2 separate regions of the Homo sapiens genome follow, and region 2 is linked to region 1. The links are chromatin contacts, found by Hi-C or POLR2A ChIA-PET in ENCODE. All regions are on one chromosome and are shown on one strand. The core of a region is the stretch at or near the end of the contact, and the rest is flanking DNA. Distances in the headings are between cores, read along the strand shown.

Evidence for each region. Hi-C counts contacts between places; a loop is a spot of excess contacts on that map. ChIA-PET counts read pairs that join two places held with the same protein, here RNA polymerase II (POLR2A). Pooled maps may share reads with other maps.
Region 2: a map of naive thymus-derived CD4-positive, alpha-beta T cell shows a loop between it and region 1 (5-fold over the local background). The contact joins two enhancer-like sites. A Hi-C loop is called at or near these places in 13 of 168 maps with a recorded cell type or tissue (B cell, CD14-positive monocyte, CD4-positive, alpha-beta T cell and 7 more) and 14 of 50 pooled maps. POLR2A ChIA-PET finds 5 or more read pairs at or near these places in 22 of 52 experiments (A549, B cell, CD4-positive, alpha-beta T cell and 15 more).

The regions. Positions count from the first base shown.
Region 1 is chr3:71,445,036-71,449,296 of GRCh38, forward strand. All of the region lies in intron 3 of FOXP1 (forkhead box P1), which reads right to left. Among named protein-coding and RNA genes, the nearest start is that of MIR1284, 95 kb to the right of the region's middle. Within about 2 kb of position 2,901, at least 2 of the 41 ENCODE cell types and tissues checked have a DNase peak (open chromatin) inside an H3K27ac peak, as active enhancers do; they include CD14-positive monocyte, where a contact is called at or near this core.
Region 2 is chr3:71,485,412-71,489,532 of GRCh38, forward strand. The region is part of intron 3 of FOXP1 (forkhead box P1); the gene reads right to left. Among named protein-coding and RNA genes, the nearest start is that of MIR1284, 55 kb to the right of the region's middle. Within about 2 kb of position 1,605, at least 5 of the 41 ENCODE cell types and tissues checked have a DNase peak (open chromatin) inside an H3K27ac peak, as active enhancers do; they include CD14-positive monocyte, where a contact is called at or near this core.

The DNA.
Region 1 (4,261 bases), core at 1,651-4,150:
TAACAGCAATAGCAAGTACTTCTGGAGTGCAGACCACGTGGCAGGCATGACATAAATAGCTTCAACATACCTTTAGTCCTTAGTGTTCTCCATGGTACCTGTGAGGGAAGAGCCATAACCCCCATTTTACCAATGAGGAGGCCAAGTGTGGGAGGGCTACAGAAACACAGGCTGCTTCACAAACCGTAAGTGGCAAAAGCAGGAATTCAAACTCAGTTTTGCCTAAATCAGGGCTGCTGTGAACAGCTGGGAAGGAGGTGTACTGCACAACTGAAACGAGTGCCACACACATCTCCAGCAATGTAAATGGCAGCTCAGCAGTGTTTTGCCTGAACCGGAATGGGGCTGATGCTGAAGTCCACATTTTAACCATGGAATATACTGCCTCCCAAAGGTTCTGGAAAATAAAAATGAGCTCTGTCCAGAGCTTCTCAAGAAGTTCTAAGATTCTAAGGTAGTATGAACTCCATGGCTTTCAACCAAGTCAATTTGCCCTATATAAAGGGCCTTTCTTTGTTGAATTCCCTATAATTCAAATTTCCCATTTGTTTCTGTGTTATGTATGCCCCAAGTCTGTTTTTACACAGTATTGAAATTAACAATGCCTGGCATATTAATAATAGATATAAATATCTATCAATAGATATTTATACCTTTTTTTTTTTTTTTGAGATGGAGTTTCACTCTTGTTGCCCAGGCTGGAGTGCAGTGGCGCAATCTCAGCTCACTGCAACCCCCGCCTCCTGGGTTCAAGTGATTCTCCTGCCTCGGCCTCCCAAGTAGCTGCGGATTACAGGCACGTGACCCAACCCCAGCTAATTTTGTATTTTTAGTAGAGATGGGGTTTCACCATATTGGCCAGTCTGGTCTCAAACTCCTGCCGTCAGGTGATCCGCCCACCTTGGCCTCCCAAAGTGCTGGGAATTACAGGTGTGAGCCACCGTGCCCGGCCTATGTGTGTCTTTTAACACATACAAGTATCTATTGAAAACAACTCATAGGTGAGTGAGTGAGTGAGTGAGTGAGTGAGTGAGTGAGTGAGTGAGTGAATGAATTCAGGCATTCAATGTGTCATCACGATGGCCAAAGCAGAAGACAGTTCTTGCCCTTCTCTGAGAAGCCTGGGCCTCATGGAGAAATGGGTGCTCTGCCATCTTGCTAAGACTGGCTTCCATAAAAGCTGCTGTCACTTGTGGGCACCCTTGATTTTTTTTAATATAACTATGAAAATTCAGGCTCGGGCACAGTGGTGGTAGCAGCTCTGGTTGCAGATGGAGGTAATATAATATGTTGTTGGCAGCCCAGGAGGAAACAGGGAGGGTAATAAGCAGAGAAAAAGCATGTTCAAGAATGAAGGAGTGGGTGAAACCTCGTAAACTCTTCGCAGACAAGACATGCCCCCTGGAGCCTCTGCCCTAAGGAGGGAGGGAGCCAGGCGGCTTCCCAGAGGCAGAGGAGGATGAAGCTAGAGATAGGGCTGAGGTGCCCAGGGCACCTGCTGCCACACACTGAAAAAAAAAATTAATAAAAGTAAAAATGAACCACTGCATGTAGCAGCAAAGTGTTATTAAAACACTGTAATGTCTCAGAGGTTCCTATGAAGTCATGTTCTTACAATTCACTCATAAGAATTTAAAGACAAAATTATATGCCTCGTAATTCTCCAATGAGTATGTTTCTCTATGGATCCCATTGTTTAGATGGGATGCACAGCTTCCAGCAGGTTTAAATCATTGAAGGGATTTTAAAAACTGGCACTTTCCAGAAATCTGGCTGCACATTCCTCAGCAGGAGTAAGTGTCAATACAGATTATGTCTACATACTTGTGTATACCAGTACATCTATTTCAGGACACGCTTTCCATCAGGGTTGCAAACTCAAATGCCCATAGGGGCCAGGCAGTTGCTTCAATGGATTCAATGGATGAAGCAGGCAGGGACTCAAACACTAGGGAGTGGGTGGGAATGCATCCCTAACAGACAGCTTTGACAAGCCCCATCTAAATGGGCACTTGACCCCAGCATGGGAGAGGGGCTGGTGTTACTACATCTTTTGGTTTGTTACAAGAAGTCAGGAATCTGGGCTCTGCATAGGAAACCTCAGTAAATAAATGCCAGTGATCATCCAAATACCTTATTTAGAATACCATACAAGTTAGCATGTAGTTGTGGCCTGAATACCTCTGTCTACACCTATGTCTACACATACAGCAAGAATGACTGTTTAAATTTAGCCACTATGTTTCCAGGCCCCTCTGCCTTACACATTCTCAAGCTAGTTTATGAGGCACCCCAACGAGCTTACAAACAGTCACATCCACTTAGATGAATGGCCTGAGTCAGGGAGGAACCTGCCAATCTGGGCAGTGATTGGCAACCAGGTGCCACATGGCTGGAGTCAGATCTGAAAGGGCATCACTCCAGCTGGAAGGAAGTAGGTCAGTGGCCTAGTTCCACAGGTCTGCATACCAACCTGCTCCCATTCCATTGTACTTTTCCCTTCTGGACAGATGAAACCATCGAGGCCTATGTCCAGTTACCAGACAGAAACTGAGAGGACCCACTAAGGGAGCGTGTGGATGAGGTTCACGCTAGCAGCATGGTTCTTTAAAGGAAGCTCATCCACGTCCAGCGTGCCCTACCTGTTCAGACACAGGTTGCAACAGATAGAAGCAAAGCCCTTCTAAAAGAATCTGGCCTTTTTCATATATTTTTATTAAACTTGAATACTCACCAGAATGGGGCAGGGGGAGAGGGGTTTGGATATCATGTCTTTCTCTTTCACCCTACTCAAGATCATAGTGAAATTTCAACATTTGCAAGTATAGAATCTATACAGTATACTTACAACTATGCAAGTATAGAATCAGCCAGAGACAAGTGTAGACACGTTCAGAGAGAAGAACCTCAAATGACTCATTCTTCCAGTTTTCTCAAACTGATTTCAGCTTTGAGGAAAGAGGCTTCATTCATACACACCACACATCAGATAGTGCCAGGCCTCATGGAACCCTTCACGGGTTGATGCCTCTAAACAACGCTTCCCTGCCGAGGAATGTGAATGTTGCCAGCCTTGGGGACGGAACCCCAGCACAGAAATAGACTCCTTCTAAGATTTCAATCTTAGTGACTGACAGACACCTCCTAGTCTATCAGGAGATCTTTATCCCCTGACCAGGGTGAAGGATTCCCACTGCTTCCTTTCCCCTTACACACACCTCTCTGAACAGCTTCCACAAAGAAATGTACAAAATCCTGCTCCATTAAGTCTGCGAAAACAGTATGGGCACTAAATGCTTTCCTCATTCTGCAAAGAAAGGCTGTTGACTGGTAAGGTTTAAGCAATACTTAAGAAAGAAATTCTGGTACCTCTCCCAAAAGACAAACTGTACCTATAATAATATCCCTGGACAATTAATGGAACATAGCAAAGACTACACAGTGGTTAAGATCACTGGTATTAAGAGCACTGGCTCATGGGTTAGGGTCTGTTGTTATTGACCTGTGAACTTGGGTAAATGATTTAATTTCTCCAAGCAGCAATGTCCTCATATGTAAACTAGTAGGTAATAATGGTACCCGCAAAAAGGAGTTTTCCTTAAGAATAAAATGGGACGCATTCAAGAACACTTTGCAAAATACCTTAACTAGTAGGTAATGGTGGTAGTGTCTACAACAAAGATAATTCCTGTCGGCTGCTTTACTGTCCCCAGCTAAGATGCCTATTCCAAACTTCTCTGTTTTGAATACCAAATTACCATTGCCACAATTTCAGAACCAAATCACTGGCAAGTAAGAATCCTTAGAAACCTGCTTAGCAAACTTTGACCTGGGAATGCCGGCACACGTCTTTTTCATGGAGGACACTTGCAACTGTACAACTTAGTAAGGCGTGGGCATGCAAAGTTTATTAGCTAATGTCAAACCCTAGCTCCAATGAAATCAAAGAACAAAATGCGTGTTATGACCAGACCTAACCCCAAACTGGTTTTTGGTTCAGAAACAGAATGCCTGCCAATTCGGGGAAACTACATAGAAACAGTAATCAAACAATATTATATGATCATATTCATTGTCATTATTAAATTTTGGTAATAAAAACAGGGTAGAAATATAGAAAGAGCAAAAAATTGATGTGTTTTACTTGGGTCAAGGTTTTTCTTAATTGCAAAAATAGAGCAGGGCCCAAATTATAGGAGGCAAGCAAGGTGCCTAGGGTGCAAAATTTAGGGAGGCACTAGCTCTCAGGATCGTCCAAGTT
Region 2 (4,121 bases), core at 355-2,854, 39 kb after region 1:
GTCATTTCACTCTTAGATAATTCAATATGCAACTTTTTAAAACAGGGAGAAAAAAGTTCCCTGAATAATAACTGAGGCTGGAAGCGATGGCTCACGCCTGTAATCCCAGCACTTTGGGAGGCCAAGGCGGGCAGATCACCTGAGGTCAGGAGTTCAAGACCAGCCTGGCCAACATGGTGAAACCCCATCTCTACTAAAAATACAAAAATTAGCCAGGTGTGATGGCGTGTACCTTTAATCCCAGCTACTAGGGAGGCTGAGGCAGGAGAATCGCTTGAACCTGGGAGGCAGAGGTTGCAGTGAGCCAAGATCATACCACATACCACTCCACTCCAGCTTAGACAACAAAGAGACTCCATCAAAAAAAAAAAAAAAAGAACCACAGAAATAATGCAGTGTTGAATCCAGTGGCATGACTCTGGGGAGATTTTTTTCAACTGAGGAAAAAGCCAGGAGGTGAGGAATATTTTGGAGAAAATTTTTGGAGGAAGCCATTCCCTTTTACATTGCTGCCTCTATAAAAATCTTGCAGATGAAGCTGCTGTTTTAAATAAGTCAGATTCCACCTCTTTCACAAAGACAAGTATAAACTACAAAATCTTCTCTGCCTAAATCAAAAAGACCTTAAAGAACCACGGAATCTATTCAAAGATGAGGAAGTAGCATGTCCTCATGGTTAAGACAAAGGTTTTGAAATTGGCCCAACTTGGAATAAAACCCACTTCTCACTCTTGCTATGCAATTCTGAGCAGGTGACTTATGCACTAACCTTCTCTCTTCTCAACATTAAAACCAGAATAATACCTAGAACACAGAGATGTTGTTAAGGTTCAATAAGATAAGCAAGGTGATACTTGAACCAACATAGGAAAAGTAAGTGCCTGATGAATAGCTCTCTAATTATTTGTTATAAATATTACTAAAATCTGATCGAATACAGAAGGAATAAAAAGATTTTATCTCATGAGCCTATTCCAATCCATTGGATGGTGCTACATAGAATATCTGTAGGGAAAAATCCAAAAGCCACCATCAGAACAGGCCTGCTGTTTCGGGGGCCTGCTGATTTTGTCACCCTTAATCAAAGTCAACCGTATCATCCTATTATTACGGGCCAAGAGGGTAACAATTCACGTGTTCACCACAGTCACTCTTCCGCACTCTGCTTTTCATGACCAAAAGAAATAATAATATGCAACATATTGAAATAAAATTAAAATGTACATTAGCTAAATGATAGCTTATATGTACTAATTGCTTACTTTTCTTGAAGACAGAATAAAATGACGGCAATTCTCAACAGGCAGCTCAGCAGCCTGCATATAAACTGAATGGAAATTTCCTTCTCTTTGCTTCTGTGCATTACTTGAACCAACTTAACAGAAAACAGAATATTTTCAAAAACAACATGCAATGGAGTTTAAGTTCCTAGAATTTTACATCACGGAAGATATCATTTGAAATATAATAGCTAAATGCCTTCCTCCCTGGTACAGCTTGCTTTGGTGTATTGATAAGAAGTAAGATTAATATGCAAAAGGAAAATGTAAGAAACTTGCCCTGCACCGGTCAGCACCCGGCATGTATGTGCCTCTCCCTATGAGAAAGCAACTGCACCCAGAGAGTGAAAGTCTGGGTTTGGCTCTCACATCACCACTTCCTTGCTATGTTAGAGCCTCAGTTGATACACAGGTAAAAAGAGAGCGACATAGACTCATTCTCGTCTTTTCCAAAGTTACGCAAATTGAAAAAAAAAACACTACAAAACTATAATATTTCACAGACATAACACAAAAACCAGTTGAAGGGTAGAAAATAAACTACCTAACAAGTCAATGTGGTGCACACATATTGCCCAGGCTGGTCTCAAACTCCCGGCCTCAAGCAATCCTCCCACCTTGGCTTCCCAGTGTTGGGATTACGGGCATGAGCCACAGCACCCAGCCCAGATTCTTTCATTAATATGTGAAATATGGACTGTTTAAAAACTGTCTGCCAGATATTAGGGTAAGTACTGGGTATACAAAGGCAAACTGCAAAGATCGCTCAAAAGCCCCGGCCTTATACCTTATACACTGCATTGTAAATGTAAATGGTGACTCTGTAAGCCTGCCTACAAGAATTTAGGTGGAATAATTCTGAGGCCACATCTACACTCAGTAAAGGAAAGAATATGACCAATTCAATGATGTCTGCCAAGGCACAGGATGGGCACAGAAAAGGGGAACTATAAAATCGAAAGTGTGTCAAGAATGTTTGCCACCTCTAATTTAGCCAAAAGGTTTGATGTTTTGTGTAGGTATCATGTGAACGAAAGTCTGCCCAATACATTAAAAGTTTATGGTGAATTTGTATGTCCAGAAAAATGTGTGTATAATCCCGTAAGGGGCTTAGAGAGGAATGGAAAATACATGCAATATAAATGCAGATTACCTTTATTACAAAGTTGGATCATATTCTCATTCCTAGACTAATTTCCTATATCATAAAACCTATATTCAATTTTATAAATAGCATACACCAAGAATCATAAATTCAGTTAATGCAGAAATTTAACAGATTTTTTTTTAATAAAAGTGAGAAAAGGCTGTTTTAGAGCAAATATCTGAAAGGACAGAAAGGGTTCTTTCTTTGAAGATATGTTTTTCCCTTTGACTCTACCTCCTTAGGGACCTAACCAGAGAAGAAATAAATTTCACAGCTAATATATATGAAGTAACATGTTTAACATTATCCAATGAATTTATATCTATCTACACTATATAAATTTATCTCACATAAACTGTCACCTCCAATAGAATTCATTAAAACAATGTTACAGCTTCTGAATTAAATGCAATCTTCTAATTGGAATTTAATCTTAAAATAGGAGTTGGGGGGTTTATTTTTTAATTGACAAATGGAATAATTCATTAGTTTGTCTTACAGTTCTGTCTGAAGAACTTAAAAGTAAATTTGACACAGGGATGGGCTGGCTACTGCTGTGTGGTACTAGGGAACTGGGGTGGGGGTGTGGAGGTTCTTTCATCAGCTGCTGAACACCTCCTGCTGCTTATGGGCAGGAAGGGATGGACACTGTCTCTCACCATCCTGAATTACTACATTACTAATATATTCCATTACCTCCACGTAAATGTCATGTTAATTTCTGATCTTCATCAAGCCAGACAATGGTTTCCACCTTGGCCCCTAGCCAGTTAGCTATGTGGAAAATATTTAGCCAATTACATTACTTGTATTGGGTTAGGAACTGGAGAGAAAGGCAAAATAAACGCATCGAAAATACTTCACAGATAAAATGTAAGTTGACACTGTCTTCGCATGCGGGAGCCCGAGTGATACAATCTGATAGGCAGCTGCCAGCACTCATAACTGCTTATTAAATCTAGCCTCTCTTTATGGTGTGAGTGAAGATCTGTATTTTTACCAATATTAGGTTCATTGTGTTATGAAAGAGACCAAAATACTTAAGATCATTCGCTCCAGCTTATAAAACATATTATGTAGTTTATTAAATTGTTAAAATTACTTTTCAAAGTCAAAATTCCAGAGACTGGAAGTTTAAGCACAACACCGTGGGCTGGCCCCCTGACAGGCTGCAGCACATGGCAGACCAGAAAGGAACCCTGTCGGCTGGCTCTCCTGGCCCAAGGTACCTGCCAGCTGCACATACCTTCTGGAAGCTGCGCCACCACCGCCCCACCCCAAAACCGGTCACGGAAAGTCCATATTCTCGAGTTTTATTTTAAAAAGAAAGGAACTCCCAGCCAAAAAAGTAGCCCTTCACCAAGTCTTCGGTGAGAAGGATGCATTTCCCTTGTTTTTGTCTCTTCCTAGTAAGTCAAAAGGTAGCAATTTGATTATGAGAGACATCAAAAGAGGAAGGCTGGGCAAATAAGGGAAAACAGTTGTAAGCAAATAACACATAACAATGAATGTTGCGTGACGCTTATGTCTTTTCACCAGATCTACCAGCAAGGGACAACCTAGTGGTAGAGACGATGCAATGACAGAGCAGAGACAGACGAACAAACCAACACATTCGCCATCTCTAGTCAGCCCTTCTCAAAACAACTCTATGCAAATGCAAATTGCTATGATCACATTTATTAATAACACTG